Linked DNA regions of Homo sapiens: regions 1 and 2 are each linked to region 3. A link is a loop called in an ENCODE intact Hi-C map of the cell type or tissue named here. Cell type or tissue: gastrocnemius medialis. All regions are shown on one strand.

Region 1 (8,000 bases), 61 kb before region 3:
TCAATTTAGTTTTGAGAAAAAGTGTGTCTAAATGATATATCTAAATAGCATTAACTATCAAATATTGAACACACATATATTATAAAATTATATTTCACTCTCAGTTGGGTTACTGTTAATCGATAATTCAGGGGCGATTGTCTCCTTAATTGACTAATTCCCTTCGTCCTTTCGTCTTTCCTTCTTTCTTTTAAAAAGTGACAGATATAGGAGAATTATTGTCTTCTCTTTTTGAAGAGGATTCACTTCCAAGAAGTAAGAATATCCCACAGTTCTTAGAATTTATAAAAGACTGCAGGATTCGGTCACACCACAATGTCAACAACACAACATCCTTTAATGAGTGGGGACATGGAATTGGAGTTGGGGGATAAGAGGCTGGAGGGGGAGCTGTGATATTTCCAGAGTAGTGATATCACATTTAAACCCTTGAAATCTTCCTTATAAGATTACTGCAACAAATGTGTAAATATTTTCAGCAACAATGCAAATATATGGAAAACTATAATGATAAAGAGACAAAGAAATCTGTCAGGAATGCAGAGAGATGTACCCTGTGGAAGGATGCCAGGTGGCTAAGGAATAAAATCTGTTAATTTGAGGCTATTTAATACTATTCAGAAACTTCTCCAAGCAGTACTATGCTGTGAAGGAGAGGATAAAGTTTCCAGTCCATTGTTAAACGGTGACCGAAAGCAAAAAGTATTTTGACTGGAAGAGCGGGTCAGAAAGAAGAGTGTGCAGATGAAGTCAAACCATCCAGCGTCGGCAGGCTTGCAGGTGGCCTTGACCTGGAGGCACCCCTGTCAGAAAGTAACCAAATCTAGGAAAAGGAAAGGTGTGCTGGCGTCGAGGCTCCAGGGCTCAGCAGCAAAGTGAACCCCAGTTGTTTTAGCTTGAGCCTAGCCCTCCCTCTACCAAGGCTGAAAGTTAAGGCAGTTCCCCAACCCTAGGACCCAGCTTGGGCCCTGTGTCCCCTCTCACCAAAGTCCAGTAGCTGCTTCATGGACAGCGGGGACGGGCTGTAGCGCGAGAAATGCTCCACCTCTCGGGGCACCAGGCCGGCGCCGTTGAGCGAGCCAGCGCTGCGCAGCACGAAGCGGGCCGCCTTCATCTTGACGCCCACCCGGCCTGGCGGGGACTGTGGCTGGCTTGAGGGGCGAAGGCTGCTCGGAGCAGAGCCTGGTTCCGAGGGGGCGCGGCGCGTCCGGGCGAGGACTGCAGGTGCGCTGGCTGGCTTGTGCGCCCCGGCCTGGGCTGGGGTTTGAGGGTGCCGCGGAGTGAAGAGTCTGGGCAGAGTCGGAGATGCAGTGGTTCGAGATTCAAGTTCAAGTCTTCCCACCAGCCGCCGCCGCCCGAGGTTTTATTTGTCTCCCCGCACTCTCCCCCCGAGTCCCAAACAGGAGGAGTCACTGGAACTTGGAAACGCGTCCTGAACTCCAGGTCGCGCCAATCAGATCAGAGAAAGAACTATGGGCTCCGCCCCTCCAGCCGCGGTCATCACAGAATGGCCTGGCACGGTGACCACGGAGTGCCCTGGCACCGGTGCCCGCGGCTGTGACGGAAAAAGGGTGGGAAGAACAGGGAAGAGGAAGCAGAAACAGGTATCTGGGGCAACGTGGGCTTAAGATTAGCCTCTTGGGACGGGGCTCCGAGTCGCGTGGGCTGGGGTCCCGCCCAGGCTCGCCCTTGTTTACAACTCGGAGGCTGTCTCAATGTCAAGTACTCCTGGCCACAAACTGTTTCCAAGAGTTTGGACTCCGCGTGCTCATTGGTCCTTGCTCAGAGCAGGGCTTTTACAGTAGCCAACAAGCTGCGTTCAAAAGTATGGGCTTCTCTGCCACTGGACAGAGAGAAAGGAATAAACAACCTAAAGACCTGCGCCCCCACCCCCACCGCCCCCTTTTCTTCAGAAGAGACCGGCACATGGCAGGAACTGTACGTTCCTTTTGCTGAGACTTGAGGGGCTGCCCAGATACATTTACTTTTTCCTGTGGTAATAAAAGGCCATCAATTCGTTCTTCTCCGGCAACACATTCTTTCCGTTAGGTTTAGTTCTGTTAATTAAAAACAAAATTAAAAAGGGATCAATTTGTCAGTTTGCCTTACCTTTTGCGGTGATCAGAGAATTTGTTCACTCTGCCCTGTACGAAATGTCCTTACTCCAAATCTTTACCTAAGACATTCCATTCTACCCTCAAATGTCTGGCACAAGCTGTCTGCTGCAAAAGGTCTTCCTTGATTACTTCTCCTCACTTCTTCCAAATAAGGCCTTGGTCTTTCATGGTACTATTCTATAGCTATTTATGTTTTTATATTATCCCTCTCTGACTCCCCCCTTTCCTGAAAGAGATCAGGGTAGGGACCCTGTCTGATGCAGCTTTGTGATTCCTACTTTTTCACTACTCAATATTTATTAAATTAATGACAGTGGTTGAGACACATTACCCTGTCATACTAACCTCCTTTTCCTCTCCCGACACTCTAAAAGGACTAGGGAATGAAGCCACCGTGTTTGGGAAAGTTGGGAGTAAGAGAGTTGGTTACAAATGTAATAGAATGGGAATTTATGAGGTGTTAAAAATGATAGTTTGTTATAAAAAACCTTTTTGGCCTCCTCCCCCTGCGTTTATTTTATTTTAATTAATTAATTAATTACTTTATTTATTGAGACAGAGTCACACTGTCTCCCAGGCTGGAGTGCAGTGGTGCCATCTCGGCTCACTGCAACCTCGGCCTCCCAGGTTCAAGCGATTCTGCTGCCTCAGTCTTCTGAGTAGCTGGGATCACAGGCACACGCCACCACACTCAGCTAATTTTTTCTATTTTTGGTGAAGATGGGGTTTCTCCATGTTGGCCAGGCTGGTCTCAAACTCCTGACCTCAAGTGATCCACCCACCTCGGTCTCCCATAGTGCTGGGATTACAGGAGTGAGCCATTGCGCCCAGCCTGCCCTGCATTTATAAGCAGAACGGGCAACTCTGAAAGTCATGAGTGATCCTAGGCTCTGCTGTCATCCTTTGCCCTCTTCGTCTAGGAGACTGCATTAAATCACAGGACAGATTTCCAATTCTATCTCTAGCACAAACTTTCTTCCAAGAGCCAGATTCTCCTATTCAATTGCCTATTTGGTTTCTCCATTTGGATGTCTAATAGGTATCAATTTTGCTTCTCTAAAATCAACACCATTATGAGGGATCTGAAACAGTCCTGGCAAACCCTGTGTCAGTTATGTGGCCTGTTTGGAGGCACCATATTAGCTCTCCTACTATTTCTCCCATTGTCTATACATTACCTATAGATGGTCGAGAATTTGAGACTTCCTGTTATGACCAAATATTTTTTTCAGACCTTTGAGAAACAGCTATGTGAAGACATGCAATATTTATGATCTTCCAATGAAGAGGATGGGGCCTGGGTTCTTAGAGAATATTCAAGGATGATCCAAGTATAGACTCTAGCAGTTGCACTTGAGTGGGACAGAAAAACAAAAAAACCAAAAACACAACAGCTCAAGCACTTATCTTAAGCTGAAACAGCTGTGGGAATATGGGCAAGTTCCAAATTGCATCTCCACTTGTAGACAGGTTTTGATGCCACTATTATTTATATTTTTGTACTTGGAATCCTTTATTAAATATTTGCATAGCTTGATGCAGCAACGAAATGTGTTCAAGTAGCCAAAAAACTGAATAAGACTCTCTTTGATGAAGCAAGTAAATTTAAGGTAAAAATCCCTTCTTTTTCTTAGATTGGGTCTTAAGAACATAAGTAAAAGTAAAGCATGCATTTGCTTTTCTCACTGTATATGGAACCTGGAATAAGCAAAAATATATATTACAAAGAATTATACTCTGATTTTCAGAGGAAAGGCAATGGAAATTATGCATTACAGGCAAGTCTAATTTAGGAAAGTCCCATGTCCCTAAGTACATTGATTGCCCAGCCTAGCTTACCCAGCACTACTATTCTATGTGCTGTGGGCTGATTAAAGATCAGGTGAAATCATATGATGTTCACAGAGATGACCTAGGGCTAAATGTGAACTGAGGTTGCCAAAATTTTGTCTCTATGTCATCCCTTCTAATAATATTTATGAAGTTACTCTCACAGTGCATTGCATTCTTCTGTGTCATTTCTGTATGATGGGAACTGTTATTATAATTGGCAGCATTCATGATAGCTGGCCTAGAAAGGTCAGGTCAAGTTGTTTACCCAGTTGGCTAAGATGCTATGTATTACCATGATTAGAGAGTGACCTGGGAAAAGAGTGGCACTTCTCTTCTCAGGTTGAACACAAATCTTGGAGGTGATCCAGTTGGGACAGAGGTGAAGCAAAAATATTATTTGGGGGCAATGGATATGACAAATCCATGCATTCATTTGAGTAAAAGTAAACCATGAGAAGACTATTAAATGACTAATGCTAAGGAATAGAAGAAGTAATCAAAGCTGTTCCCTTGCATACAATGCTGAACATCCCTGCTTGAGATACCTGGTTCCTAAAATTTTCAGTGGCACCTTACCTAGCATTAAATAAGTTCTGTCCAGCTTGCCTGGAAAAAATCTAATAACAAAAGGCCACGGGTAGAACTTTGAGAATGCAAGTCACACTTTTTCCAGAGGGTGGGGGATGGCCAATTTGATAAAATCCATCAGATCCCTTAAAGGGAAGTCTATACAATTTTTCCACCTCAGGATCGTATTCCAAGGAAGCAATTTAAAATGCCCGTAACAGGAACTCTGAAGACATGATGGAAAGATTAACAGACTTGACCATAGAATATTAAAGTTAAAATATGAACAGCAGACTTGGAGAACATATCTACAGAATACGTAATAGACAAATGATGATTTAAGAGATGGCTGTTTCAGTAGGGAACCATTCGGTCATGATCTATTCCCTCATGGAGATGATAGACTTGTGGGGGAAATTGGCATTACAAAAGCATATGGCCAATAAGCCTATACATTAAGATAGGACAAGGGCTAAGAAGAAAATGATTGTGAAGAGTGTAATAGGCTGGAACTACCTTAGATTTGGTGGTCAAGGAAGGTCTTCTTGAGTAAACGACAATTAAAAGAAATGGAATGAGCTTCTATTGGGGATGAGAGGGAATACTGGTGAAAGCATATTGGTGAAGCTACTGGGAAAAGCAGGATCTAACCCACAATTTGGTCTCTGATGTTTCTTATAGTTACTGTTAACCTAGAGGATACTAGGTGCCAGGAGCTGGACTGGGTGCCCTGATGGGTGCAAAAGCGTCTGCTCTCATGCACCTCAGATTATTAGCTGATGATGGAAAACAATAACTAATTATTTTTAATTTATTAGATTTTCATTTAATCCTCAGGGCAAAATGCTATAATTAAATGCATTTAAAAAGCAGCCCATAAGAAAGGTTCACGCCATGGGCAATGCTGGTTGTGGTGGTATTGGTGGTAGTAGTGATGGTGCCAGACAGTGGATATGTTAAGGGTGATCTGGGGTGTTTGGAGGAAGAGCTATGTTGGGGATCAGGAAATGCTACTAGAATTGGCATTTGGGATGGCTGTAGAAAGATGAGCAAGATTTTGGCAAATAATTGGTAGACAGTGGGGAAAAATGTCCAAGACTGAGTAAAAGCACAGATGTAGGAGCTAGAGATACATTGGAGAAATAATGACTAGTTTCACCTGGCTGCTGTCTAGAGTACCCTAAGGGCAGAAGGAAAGGAAGATTCAGTTATCTCATGAAAGCCTGAAATGCTAGTATGAGGTCTATGAGATTTCTAGAGTAAGCAGCAGGGAACTGTTGAAGCCTTTAAATCAGGGAGCAATGTGTTTTCTGTTTAAATTTGTTAGCAGTTAAATAATTCTACTAAACTTTATTGAACACCTACTATGTACTAGGCACTGTGATTAATGCTGAGGACATAAAGATGAAGAAGGCATAGTTTGTCTTCAAAGACGGGAGACAGACATGAAAATAATCTAAAAAATAGAATGTGGCATATATGGTATGTGTACTGGGGGGACAAGCAGCAGCCAGGGGAGGCTTCCTTGGAGGAAGTCATAGGTCATCTGACTTATAAAGGTGGAGCAGACATTCATAGGCAGACAAAGAAGAAAGGCATTGGAGCAGTGAGGAGAGGGAACGAAAAGAGCCATCTGTTGGTAGTATCTCTAGGCTTTGTCAAATCTGTTAATGAATAATTTTTTAAAGTTCTCTAATATTCTAAACCTGTGCTGCTGGGAGGAGGTGATTTTATTGATAGAAGCAGGGAAGTCAAAAGCGTCAGGAGAAAAGGATAGGTTGACTAAGGAAAGACCAGTAGTGCAAGTGACGGGTTTGTCTGGGAACACCTTGAGTTAATGAGAAACTGTAGGAGAGTCATGACTAATTACCGTGAAGGGAAGATGAGAACTCAAAGGCTAATAAGCCTTTGCTGAGAAGTGAAGATAGATGGGTGAGATTCTGTCCCCAGTTTCTTTATACAAGGCTCCCCTCTCCTATCAGCCTACAGCTATATCTTACCTTTTTTCTGTGCACAATATTCCTTCTGGGGCAGCTCTTTGTTTCATTCTTGGCCTCCTTTTACTTATCAAGGCCAAAATCTTTTCCCTACATCATAGCAAATGGGTTCATTCTTCTTTTTGCACTTGCGGCTCCAGTCTTATCTGGAAAGAAAAGGAAGCAAATCCTGAAGCTAGCACATCTTGACTTTTTGTGGAAAGAGAAGAATTTTGCATCAGTTTCAAATATAGGTTAAGCATTCTTTTTCCCCCTGCAAGGAATTTCTCAATTGTGTTTGACGTTTGCTTTTATAAAATAGTAAGGAAAGGTGAATAAAGGAAATGAAAAAATAACCGAAGAAGGAAAACAAATGTGTACTATGCCTATAAAAGCATGCTCAAACTAATGAGTGAATGGGAAAATAAAAAGTAAAAAGATAATAAGCCACGATTGTTCTAACAGTAGACTGGCAAATAAAGAAAAGATTGCTAATATCTCCTTGGCAAGGCCTGGGGAAATGAACACTCTCCTATATTATTTGTGGGGGTGAAATTGGCAAATTTTTGTTGGAAGGCAATTGGCAGAATCTATAGAAATTTTAAAGATAGCTACCCCATGTCTCAGCCATTTCACTTCTGGCAACTTATCCTACACTTTTACTGACAGAGAGAATAAAGATAGATGTACAAGATTGTTCATTGTAGCATTACCTGTAAAAACAAAAATTGAAAAGTAACTTGTTTAGCCAATAATCCATAGTGTAAATAAATGATACACCCATGCACTACACTATGCAGCTGATATAATGAATGACATAGATTTTTGTAGCAGCTTTGAGGTCTGCCCTGAGATTTCTTTTAAGGAAGTGCTTGCCGTTAGTTGCAAGGAATGAAATTAGCTAACAGCCTTCAGCTACAGAAACTTTGGGATCCAGACAGCATTTGAGCTGACGCCACGCCCTTCTCAGGCAGCCCCCACAGTGAAGGAGGAGGATCTAGAAGGGCCTGGCCATTTTTCCTCAATGTAGGATCCCTCTGATGGGAATTCTTTGTCTGGAGACCCGAGCTGAGACTTTGTCAGATTGGCATCTCTGTCCCTGCTCAATGCTGCTTTCCATGCTCCCTTTTCTATCACAGACATCATAGCCTGAAATCTTTCCACACCCAATACTGCTTCCTATACCCCTTAGCCTTTCCTGATCTCATTGAGGTTACCATTTTACTTTCCTTCGTTCTTCTTATGTCTTTTCTTCCCCTCTTATCCAGCATGGACTCCATGAACCAACATTATAATTAGGCTCTTGGGAAAACCCTTAATTCTCTCTCTCTCTGTTACATTCACTTGGCAAATCTAATTAAAACTACTCTAGTTAAACCCACTAAGCCTTAGTTAAAACCATTCTAAATATATGGCCTGATGCGGTGGCTCATGCCTGTAATCCCAGCACTTTGGGAGGCCGAGAAAGGTGTATCACGAGGTCAAGAGTTCAAGACCAGCATGGCCA
Region 2 (8,000 bases), 110 kb before region 3:
AGATCTGGGTATCAGGAAATGATTTTAGAACCATAGGTTTCTGTCCTGTGGTTACATAATCTGGAAGGAAAAAAACAACATTGCAGTTAGTTTCTCTCTGTGTAGCACTGAAATAGACAATTTCATTAGTAATTCCATTCATTCAATTTCCCTTCTTTCTTTCTTCCTCCCTGTTTTTCTTTCTGTCTCTTTCATATTCTCTCCATTTCTCTCTTCCCTTATTGTTTCTTGTTCTCATTCCTGGGTGTGGTTTTGTTTTTGTTTTTGTTTTGCTTCTTCGTGGCTAGGATCTCAGTGTGAGCATGTACTTATGTAGAGTAAATGTTGATATATTCTTAGGGTCTGTCAACAACTGGCAAGAATAGCATTTGTTGTCTTTCTAGCAATAGATTGCAGGTGAGAGATCAGGACCAAGCTAGGATTAAAAACTACCAAAGAGACAGGAGAAAAGCCTCCAAAATGAGATATGCATGTTTCTGCCCATCCCAGGCAATGCCAGAGAAGCCTAATCATGCCATCTGAGTCACAGGTGTCCCATGCACTTTTGCACATAGTCAGACATCTCCACCGGTATGGTCACAGAGTTGCTCCCTTCTGGAAAATCATAAAAGAATTAGTTATTGAGATAATATAGCTGAATAGGTAGCCATACAGAGTAATGCATAGAATCAGACATGCCAGAGTTGGAACTCCTCCCTGTCACTTAATATTTTCTGAGGCCCAGTTCCCACCTTTGTAACTAGGAGCAATAATTGTTTAGTACAATGTCAGGCACCTGGTTAACTTTTAATAAATTGCAATTATTATTATAGTCCCACCCTGCTTGAATTCTAGATTTCTGTAAGTGACTGACTTGTAGACCCTGCACATTCCACAAATGGTTAGACACACACATATCTAACAAAAATATGTGAGCATATGAATAGATATTCAGTGATATTCCAGTTGCAGCCCACTGAAGGAAATCTGCCCATTTGTAGACATGGGCCGCATCTAAATAAATTAATATGGGCCCTCTTTCAATGTGTAGATATTTGATTTAGTTTCCAATGATTCTTAAATATTTTTTTTTCTGCGTTGGAGCAAGGTTGACTCATTGAACATATGCTGTGTCTGTATCTTATTTTGATATTATGTGGTGCTTGAATTTGAGCTCTTCAGGGATGGCAAAAGTGGGGTGTGTTATTTTTTACACCTACGGCAGACAATAATAACCAACCAAAATATTCTCTCCTTTTGAGCCCAGACTCAGCCGCAGAGTTCTTCTCAGTACAGTGTAAGGACTGTTACTTCCAATTGCTTAGAGTTGATAGGCAAGGTGAAATACATTTGTCATCCTTGGATTTCATTCTCAATCCTCTCACAGGCTCTTGGTCTCGAATTGTATAAATAAAAAGCTGGATGGAGTTAGAAGGCAGGGCTGCCGGCACAGGATTTCACTTTTGGTTTTCTTTGGTCAGGAGAAGCATAGAATTTTGCCATTTATTCAACAAATATTTATTGAGCTGGACTCTGTACCTGCTGTGGATTCAAAGGTGAATAATGGCAAAGTCTTGGCCTTCATTGGGAAACTGATGAGTCTGCACATTCAGATACCTGGGGTGCTTTCAAAAATACCACTCCAATTTCCCACGTCCCCTTTTAAAAGCTTTAATAGGCGAATTAGGTTAAGTACCTCACTTATACTATGTTGTAAATGCCTGTCTGCCAGTCTCTACCACCAGGCTGTAACCTCCTTAAAAGAAGGAACTGTAATCTCTTCAGTTTTTTAAAAGATTAAGGTAAAATTTACCAATAGTGAAATACACAACTTTAAAATGGATAATTGTATGAATGATTACAAGTGTATATACCCTTATAATCAACACTTTAGTCAAGGTAAACAATACATTTATTACCCCAGAATATCTTCATGTATTCTTTTGTCTCTTTCTAGTAAATTCCTATCTCCCACAGGCAACCACTGTACTGTTTCTATCACCATGGGTTAGGTTTACTTGGTTTTGAACTTCACAAAAACAGAATTATACAGCATATATTCTTATGTGTTTGGCTTCATTCTCGTAACATAATATTTTGGAGATTCATCCATATTTTGCATATATTAGTAGTTTATACTTCTTTATTGCTTAATCGTGTTCCATCCTGTGAATATACCAAAATAAATATTTATGCATTCTCCTAGCGATGAAGATTTGGGTTATTTCCAGCTTAGGGTAATAATAGATGTGAGGGTTAGTTTTGTGTGTTAACTTGGCTAGGCTATGTGTATCCAGATATTTGGTTAAACATCAGTTTAGATGTTGCTGTGGAAATATTTTTTAGAAGTAATAAACATTTAAGTTAATAGGTTTTGAGTAAAGCAGATCACTCTCCATAATATGGGGTTTGTTCTCATCCCATCGGTTGAATGCCTTACAAGAAAAAGACTGAGGTCCCCTGAGAAAGTGGGAATTCTGCCTCCAGATTGTCTTCAGATTCATGACTGAAACATTAACTCTTCCCTGGGTCTCCAGCCTGCTGGCTTCCCCTGCAGATTTCAAACTTGTTAGTCCCTATAATCATCTGAGCCAATCTCTTAACATATTTTTTATCTCTCTTTCTATGTATATATAACCTACGGGTTCTGTTTCTTTGGAGAGTCTTGACTAATACAATGGATGAATATGCTGTAAACACTCTTGTTCAAATCTTTTTTGTGGGCATGTTTCCATTTCCCTTGGGCAAATATCTAGAAGTGAAATTCAAGGTCAGCCACTTTAATTTTACAAGAAAGTACCAAACTGTTTTCCAAAGTGATGTACATGTTTGCATTTCTACCAGCAATATGAGAGTTCCGGTTGCTGTCATTCTTGTCAATAGTTGGTGATGTAAGTCTTTTTAATTTTAGCCATTCTGATAGGTAAATAGTGATAAGTCTCTGTACTTTTCATTTGTATTTCTCTGAGGGCTAATGATGTTAAACAGCTTTTCACTTGCTTATTTGCTATTTGTGTATCTTCTTTGGTGAACTGTCTGTTGGAATAGTTTGTCATTTGTTCCCTTTGTATCTCAACTCCTAGCATTTAATAGTCACTCAGTGTATACTGTTTTAAGAATGAATGAATGTTATATTGTCCATCAGTGATTATTCCAAAATGATTACTAAACTTTTGTGTTATTATTTGTAATGCTTATAAAGTACTCAGCAATGGTACCTAACACATAGTCAACACCCCACAGTTGGTAGCTATTAGTGCCATCCCTATTTTGACTATGAGGAAATGAGGACTAGAAAAGTTATGTTAATCAAGGTCTAGTTACTAATTATCAAAATTGCTGCTGAAATCTGGACTTCTCAAATCTGTATTTCATGTTTTGAGTTTTTTGTTACCAGTAGCTTGACTAAGTATTAGATTAAGCATTAACTGTGTTGCTTCATTCATTTTTTAACTCTTATTTATAGCAAACCTGACATGGAAAATATAATGATGCTAATTCCTTTACATGCTTTAATTTATTTAATTCTTACTATAACCCTATGAGGAAAATACTATTATTTTTATTTTATGGACGATTAAACTGTAGTATAGACAGATTATGCAATTGCCTAGGATCTCACAGGTAATTAAAGGTAGAGGCAGGATTCAAACTCAATCACTTGCATACCAATGCCTGTGTGTTTTGCTTTGTTTTAAAACCATTATGCTATCCTGTTTCTTATGACAAAATTAATTTTGGACATGTTGATTTTGAGGGGCTTATGGGATAGCAGGATGGGGATGTCCAGTAAATCCCTGACACTTAGGAGAGAGTTACGGGAGGATGGGGATATAGAAAGAGAGTGCACTTGATAACTACAGTGCTAGACCATATTAAGAAAGTGGTTAAAGTGCCTGAAATATTGGAAGATGGAGGAATTTCACTAGATTCCATTCCAGAAAGTTCCATAGGAGACTCCATTTTTTTTTTTTTGAGATGGAGTCTCGCCCTGTCGCCCAGGCTGCAGTGCAGTGGTGCGATCTCCACTCACTGCAAGCTCCGCCTCCCGGGTTCACCCCATTCTCCTGCCTCAGCCTCCCTAGTAGCTGGGACTACAGGTGCCCGCCATCACGCCCGGCTAATTTTTTTGTATTTTTAGTAGAGACAGGGTTTCACCGTGTTCGCCAGGATGGTCTCGATCTCCTGACTTCGTGATCCGCCCGCCTTGGGCTCCCAAAGTGCTGGGATTATAGGCGTGAGCCACCGCGCCCGGCCGAGACTCCATTTTTAAAATGGATTTACGTTGTTCACAAGAACAGGTCTGTAATGATGAAATCTTACAGTCTGTTTTTAAGATACTCTAAAATATTTTGGTTGCTGTTTGTTATTAGACTCTGACAGGTGGACCTAGGTTGCCTGCCCAGAGGGTCTAGGAGCTCACAATTTCTCTAAAGACCCCTTTTCTGTTTACTGGAAACCCTAGGAGCTTCCTTAGGGGCTTGTCAGGCCAAGCTGACTAATCCTTCCTTCTGCTCAAATTTCACTCTTCTGAAAAGGGAGTTTGACGAGCAGGGAGTGAGTCACTAGCTCCAAGATGGCAGCAAGGAGCACTGGTGTTAATCTGTGTTATCTTAGTTCCCACAGGGTGAGTAATCATGCCTGGCCAAATCTCACTGGGCAAAACAGGTGCAAGTTTCCAAAGGAAGGCTTTGTGACCATAATAGGAGGTTAGCTGAAATCCAACCTGTATTTACTCCTTGCAACAGAATACTTTATGAACCATGGTTTACAGGAACATCCAGGTTCCCTAAAAATTTATCTCTTCCATGATGATGGAAACACAGCAACGTACACAGACTGGACCTGGGGACTATCTTAGCTTCTGAAGACTTGCACAGCAGGTCTAAAAGTCCAAGGCTGCCTCCTGACACTCCAGAGAGGAACTATGTGACACAGAGAGACTAAGCCAGGCCCTGCCCACAGGGTTGCACACACAAACATGTTTTCCAAGCCCTTTATACACTCAGCAGGGAACACGCCGTTCTCTCTGGGAGGTTGCCAGAAACTTATAAGAGAGTCTGATCAGTGCCAAGAATAGACAAGCAAGGCTTCTCTCCTGTCTCGGAAGGGGACACTGTGTGGTGCTGAGTTATTACCGCCCCTCTGTGCTCCTCTAGCCTTCAAAAGCAAACCTGAAACTGTTTCCCTGCACTTCTTAATCTCTTGATCAGTCGAAAAATTATTGCTGGAGCTCGCTATACCTCTTTGGGCACCTGTAATCTTGTTGTCCAAACCCAAATGCAAATATGTTCCCTCTGCTTGCATTTGTTTTGCATCTCAGAGACTCAGGCCGTGGATCTTTGAGGTAGAACCCAAGGAAAATAGTCAACAACTTTGTCCATTTGCCCAGGAAGAGTCTGAGTTGTTGCTGTTCCTCATTAGTCCTCTGCTTTAGCTTCAGCAAGGACGGCAAAGGTTACTTGAAATTCAGCCAGTGCAGGCAATGTTGAGAAAAAACTTGACTCTTCTCTTCCATGTACAGGATGTCTTTCCAACCCCTTCCCCAAAGTTTTCTTAAATCCTTGGTGTCTTCAACTTGGCCCCAGCTCTAAAATTAAATATTTACCATGTTTTTTCCTCTATAATAATACTGGGAAGAATCAACCATGCGTTTTTAAATAAAAGTCTCGCTTTTGTCACGCAGGCTGGAGTGCAATGGTGTGATCTTGGCTCACTGCAACCTCCAACTACCAGGTTCAAGCAATTCTCCTGCCTCAGCCTCCCGAATAGCTGGGACTACAAGCGCATGCCACCATGCCAGGCTCATTTTTGAATTTTTAGTAGACACACGGTTTTGCCTTATTGGCCAGGCTGGTCTCAAACTCCTCACCTCGGGACATCCACTCGGCTTGGCCTCCCTAAATGCTGGGATTACAAGCATGAGCCACTGCGCCTGACCAGTTTTTAAATAAAGCACTTTAAATGAGTTATTCACATATCCCTTGTATTTATATAGGGTACAGCTTTTTGTTTTAAAGCTGTTTGAATAGTTCTCCAAGTTTCTGAGACTCAACTGCTTTTTTGGCTTATGAAATTGCCATTAATCAAGATGCATTCATAAGGTATCAATTCCCTGAAATGTAGGTATTTAGTCCATTCTATCTATCCATGCATCTATCCATCTGTCCAATACTTTTTGTTTAAAGTCCCTAGAATAACCAACCAGCCTTTATATGACTGAATTTGAGAACCTACGGCAATTAACATGATAAATGTCACACAGATCCTTATTGTTTATTAAGCAACTGAAAATAGAAAAGCTCAGGGGAAAATAATACTTGTGAATGTCAGGGATTTTGCCATGGAGAGATTTCACCAACCATATGCAACCACAAAATATAGAATGTAAAACCCAGGCACAATAAGCTCATTCTAGGCTTAGTGTGTCCAGAATTGGTGGGTTCTTGGTCTCACTGACTTCAACAATGAAGCCGCGGACCCTCGCGGTGAGTGTTAACAGTTCTTAAAGGCGGCGTGTCCGGAGTTTGTTCGCTCTGATGTCCGGATGTGTTCGGAGTTTCTTCCTTCTGGTGGGTTCGTGGTCTCACTGGCTCAGGAGTGAAGCTGTGGACCTTCGTGGTGAGTGTTACAGCTCTTAAGGTGGCTCGTCTGGAGTTTCTTCCTCCCGGTGGGCTCGTGGTTTCGTTGGCTTCAGGAGTGAAGCTGCAGACCTTCGCGGTGAGTGTTACAGCTCATAAACGCAGTGTGGACCCAAAGAGTGAGCAGCAGCAAGATTTATTGCAAGGAGCAAAAGAACAAAGCTTCCACAGTCTGGAAGGGGATGACCGGGTTGCCACTGCTTGCTCGCGCAGCCTGCTTTTATTCTCTTATCTGGCCCCACCCCATCCTGCTGATTGGTAGAGCCAAGTGGTCTGTTTTGACAGGGCGCTGATTGGTGCGTTTACAATCCCTGAGCTAGACACAACGGTTCTCCACGTCCCCACTAGATTAGCTAGATAAACAGTGTCCACACAAAGGTTCTGCAAGTCCCCACCAGAGTCAGGTACCCAGCTGGCTTCACCCAGTGGATCCCACACCGGGGCTGCAGGTGGAGCTGCCTGCCAGTCCTGCATCGTGTGCCCGCTCTCCTCAGCCCTTGGGTGGTCGATGGGACTGGGCGCGGTGGAGCAGGGGACGGCGCTTGTCGGGGAGGCTCCTGCCACACAGGAGCCCATGGAAGGGAGAGGCTCAGGCATGGCGGGCTGCCGGTCCTGAGCCCTGCCCCGCCGGGAGGCAGCTAAGGCCCAGCGAGAAATCCAGCACAGTGCTGGTGGGCCGGCACTGCTGGGGGACCCAGTACACCCTCCGCAGCCGCTGGCCTGGGTGCTAAGCCCCTCATTGTCCCGGGGGGCAGGGTTGGCCGGCCGGCCGCTCCGAGTGTGGGGCCCGCCAAGCCCACACCCACCCGGAACTCCAGCTGGCCCGCAAATGCAGCGCGCAGCCCCGGTTCCCGCTCCCGCCTCTCCCTCCACACCTCCCTGCAAGCTGAGGGAGCCCGCTCCCGCCTTGGCCAGCCCAGAAAAGGGCTCCCACAGTGCAGCGGTGGGCTGAAGGGCTCCTCAAGTGCTGCCAAAGTGGGAGCCCAGGCAGAGGAGGCCCCGAGAGTGAGCGAGGGCTGTGAGGGCTGCCAGCACGCTGTCACCTTTCATTAGGACCTGCTAATTGGTTTCACATGTGTGTGGAACCATCCCAGGACTGGATTCCAATATGAGGAGAGAAATGGGTTATTTCACTGAAAGGTATGACTGAGTTAGACTGAAGAAACTCTTATATGACACTGTACTATGGCTTTAATGAGCATTAGTGTTAGGATGACATTTTGTTTAGAGAGATATTGATGGTAAAAAAGAAAAGGATTTGAACTCCAGTTCACCATTTCCTAAGCATGACCTTGAGCTATTCATTCACTCTATGTAGTCATTTAATAAATATTTATTGAGCCCTATATAGGCCAAGCACTCTGTGAGGTGATGGAAATT
Region 3 (8,000 bases):
AGCATGTCTCATATTATTGGTTAAAACACACTTTTCAAATATTTGCCAATTTCTTAGACCTCCTTTTTAGTGCAGATAACTTCTACACTAAATAAATATTATTTATTTACTAACACAACACCTAGTATTACCTGAGGATTTCACAATCCAAATTCAAGTTTGAAGTCAGAATAACTTTGAGTGTGGGTAAAGAAAAATGGAACGAAAGAGTAGTAGGCAAGAAACAAAAGAATACAAAAATAAGTTCAAACATTTTCCAAGTGCCCTTTATAGGCAACACTCTCAAAAGATATAGAAAATATTGAAATTTGAAATAGTTCACATTTTCCAGGCAAAACTTTAATTCAAATCAGAATATACTTACAAACAAGCAAAAAAAATATAGCTGAAGAAATGTAATTTTGTTGTATTAAGCCCCGCTGCAATTAAGTGTTATTGAAAACATTATAAGGAACATCTCTGCAGGGTCAGAATAAGCAGCTATAGGTGTCATTAACAAAGAAATAAAATCATGCTTTGTTTTTATCTCTTTTGCCTCCTGCATGAATACATTAATTAATTAACAAAGTACTTCTGAGAATGTAACTTAAGAGGAGCAGAGGGTAGGGTTTTGGCCAAACATGTCAACTCCTGCAGTTTGTCCTTTGACTTTTATAATTTCACTCCTTTGGATTCTAAAGTTACTTTTTTATTGCTTTATCATTTTTCTAGATTTTTAAGTACCTCTCAGAAGCATTAAATTTGAGTATCTATCATGACTTATTATGTAACCACTAGAGGATTAATTGCTAGAGATCTGAGAGTGAGATTCTAGGACCATGAGATTGCAGAGAACGTTTGATAGGAAAGATCCAGAATGTACATTCAGGTGGCTTGGATAAAAATCTTGGCTGCACTCCTTTCATTGAGCATTGGCTTTCTAGTCTTTGAAAGGAGGTTGATTATAATGTCTTTCTTGTCTATGTCATGAGGATTTGTATAAAATGACACTGCAATTAACACATGCTACTTTGTTACTTGGTGCTTTTCCAGAGGTCAGAGTCAGGAAGGTAAAGAAAGAATAAAGTAAAAAATAATGTTAGTTTCTGACTGTTTTGCCCAAGACTTGCTCGCAGGGCTTATTTTGAGCTCAAAAGTGCAAGATAAATTTAAAATGTGGTTTCTGTATGAAATTTTACTGGAAGGAGAGCTGTCTTTAATTTATCCATCAATCCATCCATCCATCTAACCAACAATTCCACAAATAATTACCCAGCACCTATTCCCTGCCAGTTGAGGAAAGAACAGAGACTGATTAAAAACCTACCATCCATCCAGCAACTCACAGTCTAATTTTGGGAGTCCCGCAGTTATAGATTATATTATCTTCATTCATTGAATTTTCTTCTATTTCACATTTTCAATCTACTGTTTACCATAATTTACAGGCTCCTAATTGAAGATGACTTTCTCTCTTGAAAAACCTAAGGTCTCCTCAGACCATAAGAGATATAATTTTTATGAAAGAACCTATAAAATTATCTGACAAATTCTAAATTCTGAACAGGCATTCAGCCATGCATGCATGTATTTATCATTTATTTCTTTGGTGTGAGTGGCATGAAAACAGCACAAGTATATGACATTTGAGGATGTATGGCCATGTGGTCAGAGCCATGAAGATCACTGGAAAACAGTTTCTAAAAATCAGTTGATACCTTTCATTTCAATGTATCTTAAAGTGCTTACACAAAAGTTATAGTAAGTTTATTTTCAAAAACTATTTTAGGCTGGGTGCAGTGGCTCACACCTGTAATCCCAGCACTCTGGGAGGCCAAGGTGGGTGGATCACGGAGTCAGGAGTTCGAGACCAGCTTGGCCAACATGGTGAAACCCCGTCTCTATTGAAAATACAAAAATTAGCTGGGCGTGGTGGTGCACACCTGGATTCCCAGCTACTCAGGAGGCTGAGGCAGGAGAATCGCTTGAACCCAGGAGGTGGAGGTCACAGTAAGCCAAGATTACGCCACTGCACTCCAGCCTGGGCAACAGGTCAAGACTCCGTCTCAAAAATAATTATTTTAATTACAAAAAATTTCAAATGAATGCTACACACTGATCTTAGATGGCTGTTTCAAAACACTATGTGTAAACCTAATACATCACAATTTTATGCAGTTTGAAGAACCTTATTTTGGTGTTTTCTTCTTTCACTTCACATTCTCTTCACCTAGTCTCAAGCTTCATTTGAGATAGTAAGACAAAAATTTTATAAAGCAACATAATTAGTGGAATGTTTTTTGTCTGCCTTTTTGCATAGTGAGAAATATTAGAAAAAGAACTATAGGAGGAATGAGAAAATTTCTGTGAACTTGCTCAAGTCATTTAACCCCTCCGAATATCTGTAGAAATGGCAGTAAGCGTAATTTGCCTGCTTACTCCTTGAGATTGTTGTGAAGATCAAATAAAATCATACATGAGAAGTTTATGGGTTTTGTTTGTGCTTTTTTTTTTTGGGGGGGGGGGTACCAAATAAGTGTTAATGAAGTGTAAGATATTGTTATTTTATGATTAGTTGGCTTGGTGTCATATATGCTTCTTAGTCTGCTATTTTGTTCGATGTGTATCTTCCTCACTGTGCCCCTTTTAGAAGCTGCTCCATGGAATAGAAATCGATTTTTTAGTAATCATTATATCTAACTGTCTAATGAAGGTGTAGTATCATGTATTCTGGAAACTCTCCCCATCATGCCAAAAACAGAGAATAACCTTGCTATAAAGAGTGTCACTATTCACAGATTACCCGAAGATCCAATCCTGCCTCCTGTGCACAAGATGACTTATAGTGCATGCTATAATGAGAGGTTATAATGCTGCAATCAGGGAACAGAGATCCCACTTGCATTACAGAACAGGCCATACATAACTCTGTTCACTCTATGCACCATCTTCCTTTAATGGTCTGAATAATGTAGTAGCAGAACAGCAACAGAAAGTAATTTGGGAAATAAAACCAACCTGTTATTAAGGGATGCATAACACTGATAGTTGCCAAAGTATTCTTTATTCTCATTATATCTTTCTGAGACAGCCAGGTGAAAGGGGGTCCCTGGAAAAACTCCAACAAGCCTGCCCACTGAGGTGGAGCCTCGGGAGGTTCGCACCCTTTGCAGCGGGGAAGAGCCTGGCCCCGCCTCTTCCTGTGTGGAACCTGGTATTCCAATGGCGGGGGGAAGGGCTCTAGCAGGGGACTCTGGCCTTAAGGCCGTGTTCACCCCCCCCTTCCCCGCCTTTTCACCCCATAAAACCCAGCCTTACTTACCCTTTAAACCTTCTGTGAGTCCACATTATTTATTTTTTAGTATACTTTAAGTTCTAGGGTACATGGGCACAAAGTGCAGGTTTGTTACATAGGTATACATGTGCCATGTTGCTTTGCTGCACCCATCAACTCATTATTTACATTAGCTATTTCTCCTAATGCTGTCTGTCCCCCATCCCCCTACCCCACGACAGGCCCCAGTGTGTGATGGTTCCCCACCCCGTGTCCCAGTGTTCTCATTGTTTAGTTCCCACCTATGAGTGAGAACATGCGGTGTTTGGTTTTCTGTCCTTGTGGTAGTTTGCTGAGAACGATGGTTTCGAGCCTAAATCTTTATGGCCACGGGACAGACAAGAACCCAGTCTTTAGCTAAACTAAGGAAAAGTCCTGCAACATTTCTGTAAAAGAAATTAACAGCAATACCTGATATATGAATGCTATGTTGCAATTTATAAAGGGTTTTAATGAAATATACTTTAATTCTCATGACATATTAATAAAATAGAAGGGCAGAGTCTCATTTTAATTTTATAGAAAGAAATTAGATTTTTAAAAATAGGCTAAAAAACTTGTTCAAGATTATATACCTTGTTAGTAATAGTTGTGAATCAAACTCAGGGCTTTGATTCAGTGATTTTATTTTCCCTCAGCAAACATGCTTTAAAAGCATACACGACATTGCAAATATCCTGGATATCCATTAACTATACATCTGAGAGTTCTTCTGGTTTGAAATAGAGGAGATTCTAGAGTCTCTCCACCAATGGTATAACAAACACACACAATCTTGAGCAAATGAAAAAGAAAGAAACCAGAATGCCACACAAAGTAAAAACATCCACATATTTATTAAAACACATTCAGTCAAAAGTCAAGACTCCTGTCATTGGATGTATATCAGTTCATTGGGTAAAGTATCGAAATTGTATACATCTTTTCAGTTATTGTTTATTCCTGTTATGCAGGTGGTACAAAATGTACTCATTTTATTTTTACAGGGAAAGTTGCAGAAGATTTGCTTTGACCTCAAAGTACATTCTTTGTTTCCCTGGTGATAAAGACCTCAGTCATAGGACAACTGGGTAAACTGAAGTAGCCAATTCTGCAAAGGAAGGTGGACTTTGCTTTCCAGTTCAGGATCTTTTATTACTGGTACTATTAAGGCAATCTTGGCAAAGTCTCATTCATATTTATTTATGAACTGTGTTCTTGGCTAGATAAGAGGGTACACTGTCACAAGGCAAGGCAGCAGCACTCCTTTTATGACATCAGAGAGGTCTTTGCCAATGGCTCTGTTGCATGCTTACGTAATGTAAAATAGTAGGCACATAGTTGAATGAAGGCTCAGGCGGAGAGGATCACTTTTCAAAGATTGTAAAAGAAGTTACGTGGATAGTGTGTGTTATGCAGCAAGGTACATTGTCCTTATTTTCATATTATGCTGTATCCAAATGGCATAAGTAAAATGGAGCTTTGGCAATTATATAGCTAATGTGATCGATGTTAATGGACAATCTGGTTAATTTGGCTTTTAAAAGTAGATTTTAGCAAGAAGTGAAATGTCAAGAGAGCACTTAAATGAATTTCCTTCGATTTTTAAGTTAAATTGCAGTCGCTGACTTTATTTTCCAATTATCATATGATGTTTCAATAGTATTGTTCCAATAATAACACTTTGTTCTTAAAGAGTCCCTTGCAGTCAATTAATTCAAAGTACATTCGGGTGTATATACAGGTTATCAGTTGACATCCAGCTTTATGAAACATATGTGAGCTGCAAGCAATTGGTAACTGCTACTTTCAAGCATTGGTAACTGCTACTTTCACTGTCCTTATTCTTCTCTGCACTGTACTCACAGTGCTTTCTAATATCCTTGGGCAATTATATATATTATATATATAAAATATATACACACATGCATACATATGATATATAATTCTTCATACATTTAGAGAGATACAGTTTTAATACTCCTTAATTTGAAAGTATTAAGCTAGGCCTTCTTTCATTGTTGGACTGCATTGCTTATTTTTCTCAAAATGTCAATTCACACATTTAAATGAATATTTATTAGCCACATGTTAATTTTATGCAGAGAACTAGGTTTTAGGTTCACTCATATGAAACTGCCAATGTATAAACACTTTTGACCTATAAATCTTCTATTTTGTGAAAAGGAAGATTAGATAGCAGCTACTTTGTATTGTGTGACTTAAATCTCCCTATCTTTTTTTTTTTAAGATTCCACATTTAAGTGAGATCATGTGATCTTTTTCTTTCTGTCTGTGGCTGATTTCACTTAGAATAATGCACTCCAACTTCATTCATATGGTGATTGGCAGGTGGTAGGTTCTCCTCCATTTTTAAAGCTGAATCATATTCCACTGTGTATATGTATATCATATTTTTCAAGGCTGAATAATATTCCATTGTGTTTATGTATATATCACATTTTCTTTGTCTATTTTTCCATCGATGGCCACTTAGGTTGTTTTCATACATTGACTACTGTGATTGAATGTACAACACGAGGACTATAGTTAATAAAATTGTATTGTATTAAGAACTTTTAAAAATAAGTAGATTTTAGCTGCTCTTGTCACAAAAAAGTAACTATGTGAGATGATAAAATATGTTAATTTGCTTCACTATAGTAACTATTTTACAATCTATATGTATCCCACAACATCATGTTGTGAAACTGAAATGCACACAATAATACTTGTTTTAAAAAATAAAGGAAGGCTAAGATGAAGAAGAAATACTTTTTTGGAGGAAGTGAAATTTAGAATTTGGCATGATTTAGCATTACATTTCAAGGAAGATTCAGTAGGGAGACTCTTTCAGAACATAAATGGAATGTACAAGAGTATAGAGGTAGGAAAAATACAAAGTGTTCAGAAATTTGCAAGTTGTTAAGTTGGCCTGATGCCTGTGTGGTGTGGGCTACAAACCTGAAAGAAAGCATCAGGGTAGATGATGTAGGGCAGAAGTGACAGCTGGTTAAGGAGTCTGAGTTTTTTCTACCGAGCCATGTGAATTCATGGAGGGTTTCTGAAAAAGGGAGCTCAATGATGGAGGCAATGCTCAGAATAGACCAAAGGTGGAAGATTACAGAGAAGGGAACCAGGCAGAAGGCGGTGGGGGCTCAGATGAGAGCTGACAAGATTGGGGGACATGAGTCCTGTGAGAGGAGCACTGTTAGGCATGGATTACACAGCATGAAGAACAACTCTTCATGTGACTCTACATGTTAAGAATGATGCCTGGGAAAATTGTGCTGTTTCATAGATGAGTATGACAAAAGGAGAAGCTGCTTTAAGAAAATACTGAGTTCAATGAGATGCAGGCAAATACATCCACAAGGAAGTATAGCTCAGAGATGATAAGTTAGCCCATGCCAGTGGCTGTCAGCAAACCAAGGGAGTAAATATTCAAATGAAAAAGTATGCCATGGTCAGAAATCTGGACAATAACAACTTTTCAGGGTGAACGGAGGGTAAAGGATATGGAAGGGCTAGAAGATTCAGAAGACCACAAGGGACACTTCCATTTCTGAGACTAAAGCAAACCGGTAGGTTGGGACCAACCCCTCACAGAACTAAGCATTCTGTGTCAAATATAAATACCTTTCATAACTAAAAATTCTGGATCAAATAATTTTAAAAACTTAAAGACATCAAAGAACTGATAAGAGAGTATGGAATTATGAAGCCTGTGAAGAAAATGGGGACCCAGAGATGCAGTGCCATTGTCTCCCACAGCCTTTGTCAGTTTCTGCAACTGTGAACTTTGATTTTAACATCAAGTCCCAGGGCATGCCGAAATGGGAGAGTTAAAAAGGATCCCTCCCACATTAAGCTGAGATTCCAAATAGCCACACTATTATGATAAGGATGAGAAGAGGTGGACTCATCACCCACACCACCCAAAATAACCCAGGTGACTGTATTTGTGCTAAGCAAAGAAGGGAAATAAAATCTTTCCCGTAGAATCTGTATTTGTAAACTAGTCATTGTGAAGGTGTGCAGTCCTATTCACATCACCTAAGTAGTTCCAAAAATATTAAGCCATGAATGTAGTTTAATTTTAGTCTAAATTGGTCATAGGCTGGTAATGCCTCTAGCTTCTGTCATTAATATAAATACAAATGATTTCTGAAAGAAGGTATCTATTTGAGGCCTCAAAGATTCTCCACAAATAATGTTTCAAGGACAATTTCCAGCACACAGTCAAAAATGACAAAACACACAAGAAAACAAGCTACCATGAGTGAGAAGTGGCAGAAATAAAGCCATAAGACAACATAGATAAGAATTGTCAGCAAATATTTTTAAATAATTATATTCTATAAGTTTAACGAAGGAAAAGCTTGAAAATATCTGCAAATAGGAAACTGTAAAAAATTACACAGCCAATTTTTAAAATGGTCAAATATAACTTTTAGGAATAGAAACTATAATAACGATTAACTAAATGCACAGACTCTTGAAACTCATTAATAAGAAAATGAACAACCCAGTTAAAAAGTAAGCAGATTCAAAGCACTAAAAACACCAAATACTGGTGAGGATGTGAAGCAACAGGAATTCCATTTACTTCTTCTGTGAAGGAAAATTGGTATAGCCACTTGAATTAGAAGTGGAGCCTGAAGATATGACTGAATTGCTCAATCTCATGGTAAAATTTAACGAATGA

The links. A loop is a pair of places that touch in the nucleus more often than their neighbours do. Peaks named below come from ENCODE experiments on the same cell type or tissue, not always from the same donor. Only the 100,000 strongest peaks of a DNase experiment are listed, where the experiment ranks them.
Region 1: it touches region 3 in a loop (6-fold over the local background); 10 of 110 quality-filtered maps call a loop at or near these places.
Region 2: it touches region 3 in a loop (7-fold over the local background); 3 of 110 quality-filtered maps call a loop at or near these places.

The regions. Positions count from the first base shown.
Region 1 is chr7:95,595,180-95,603,179 of GRCh38, forward strand. It overlaps PDK4 (pyruvate dehydrogenase kinase 4), which reads right to left and starts at 1,337. Exons shown (of 11, transcript NM_002612.4): 1 at 985-1,337. The coding sequence starts at 1,114. It overlaps PDK4-AS1 (PDK4 antisense RNA 1), which reads left to right and starts at 1,500. Exons shown (of 3, transcript XR_001745287.3): 1 at 1,500-1,604. RefSeq lists a silencer at 618-912. In gastrocnemius medialis, no CTCF peak of the experiment used is centred here; DNase peaks (open chromatin) are centred at 1,652, 2,199, 3,962, 6,053 and 1 weaker place; H3K4me3 peaks cover 2,887 bases; H3K27ac peaks cover 6,676 bases.
Region 2 is chr7:95,545,361-95,553,360 of GRCh38, forward strand. LOC124901699 (a long non-coding RNA gene) reads left to right here and starts at 7,607. Exons shown (of 3, transcript XR_007060438.1): 1 at 7,607-8,000. It also overlaps a transcript of ASB4 not described here. In gastrocnemius medialis, no CTCF peak of the experiment used is centred here; DNase peaks (open chromatin) are centred at 4,561 and 4,991; H3K4me3 peaks cover 1,850 bases; H3K27ac peaks cover 6,785 bases.
Region 3 is chr7:95,655,689-95,663,688 of GRCh38, forward strand. LOC105375409 (a long non-coding RNA gene) reads left to right here and starts at 4,629. Exons shown (of 4, transcript XR_927774.3): 1 at 4,629-4,715. In gastrocnemius medialis, no CTCF peak of the experiment used is centred here; DNase peaks (open chromatin) are centred at 3,166 and 4,583; H3K27ac peaks cover 2,528 bases.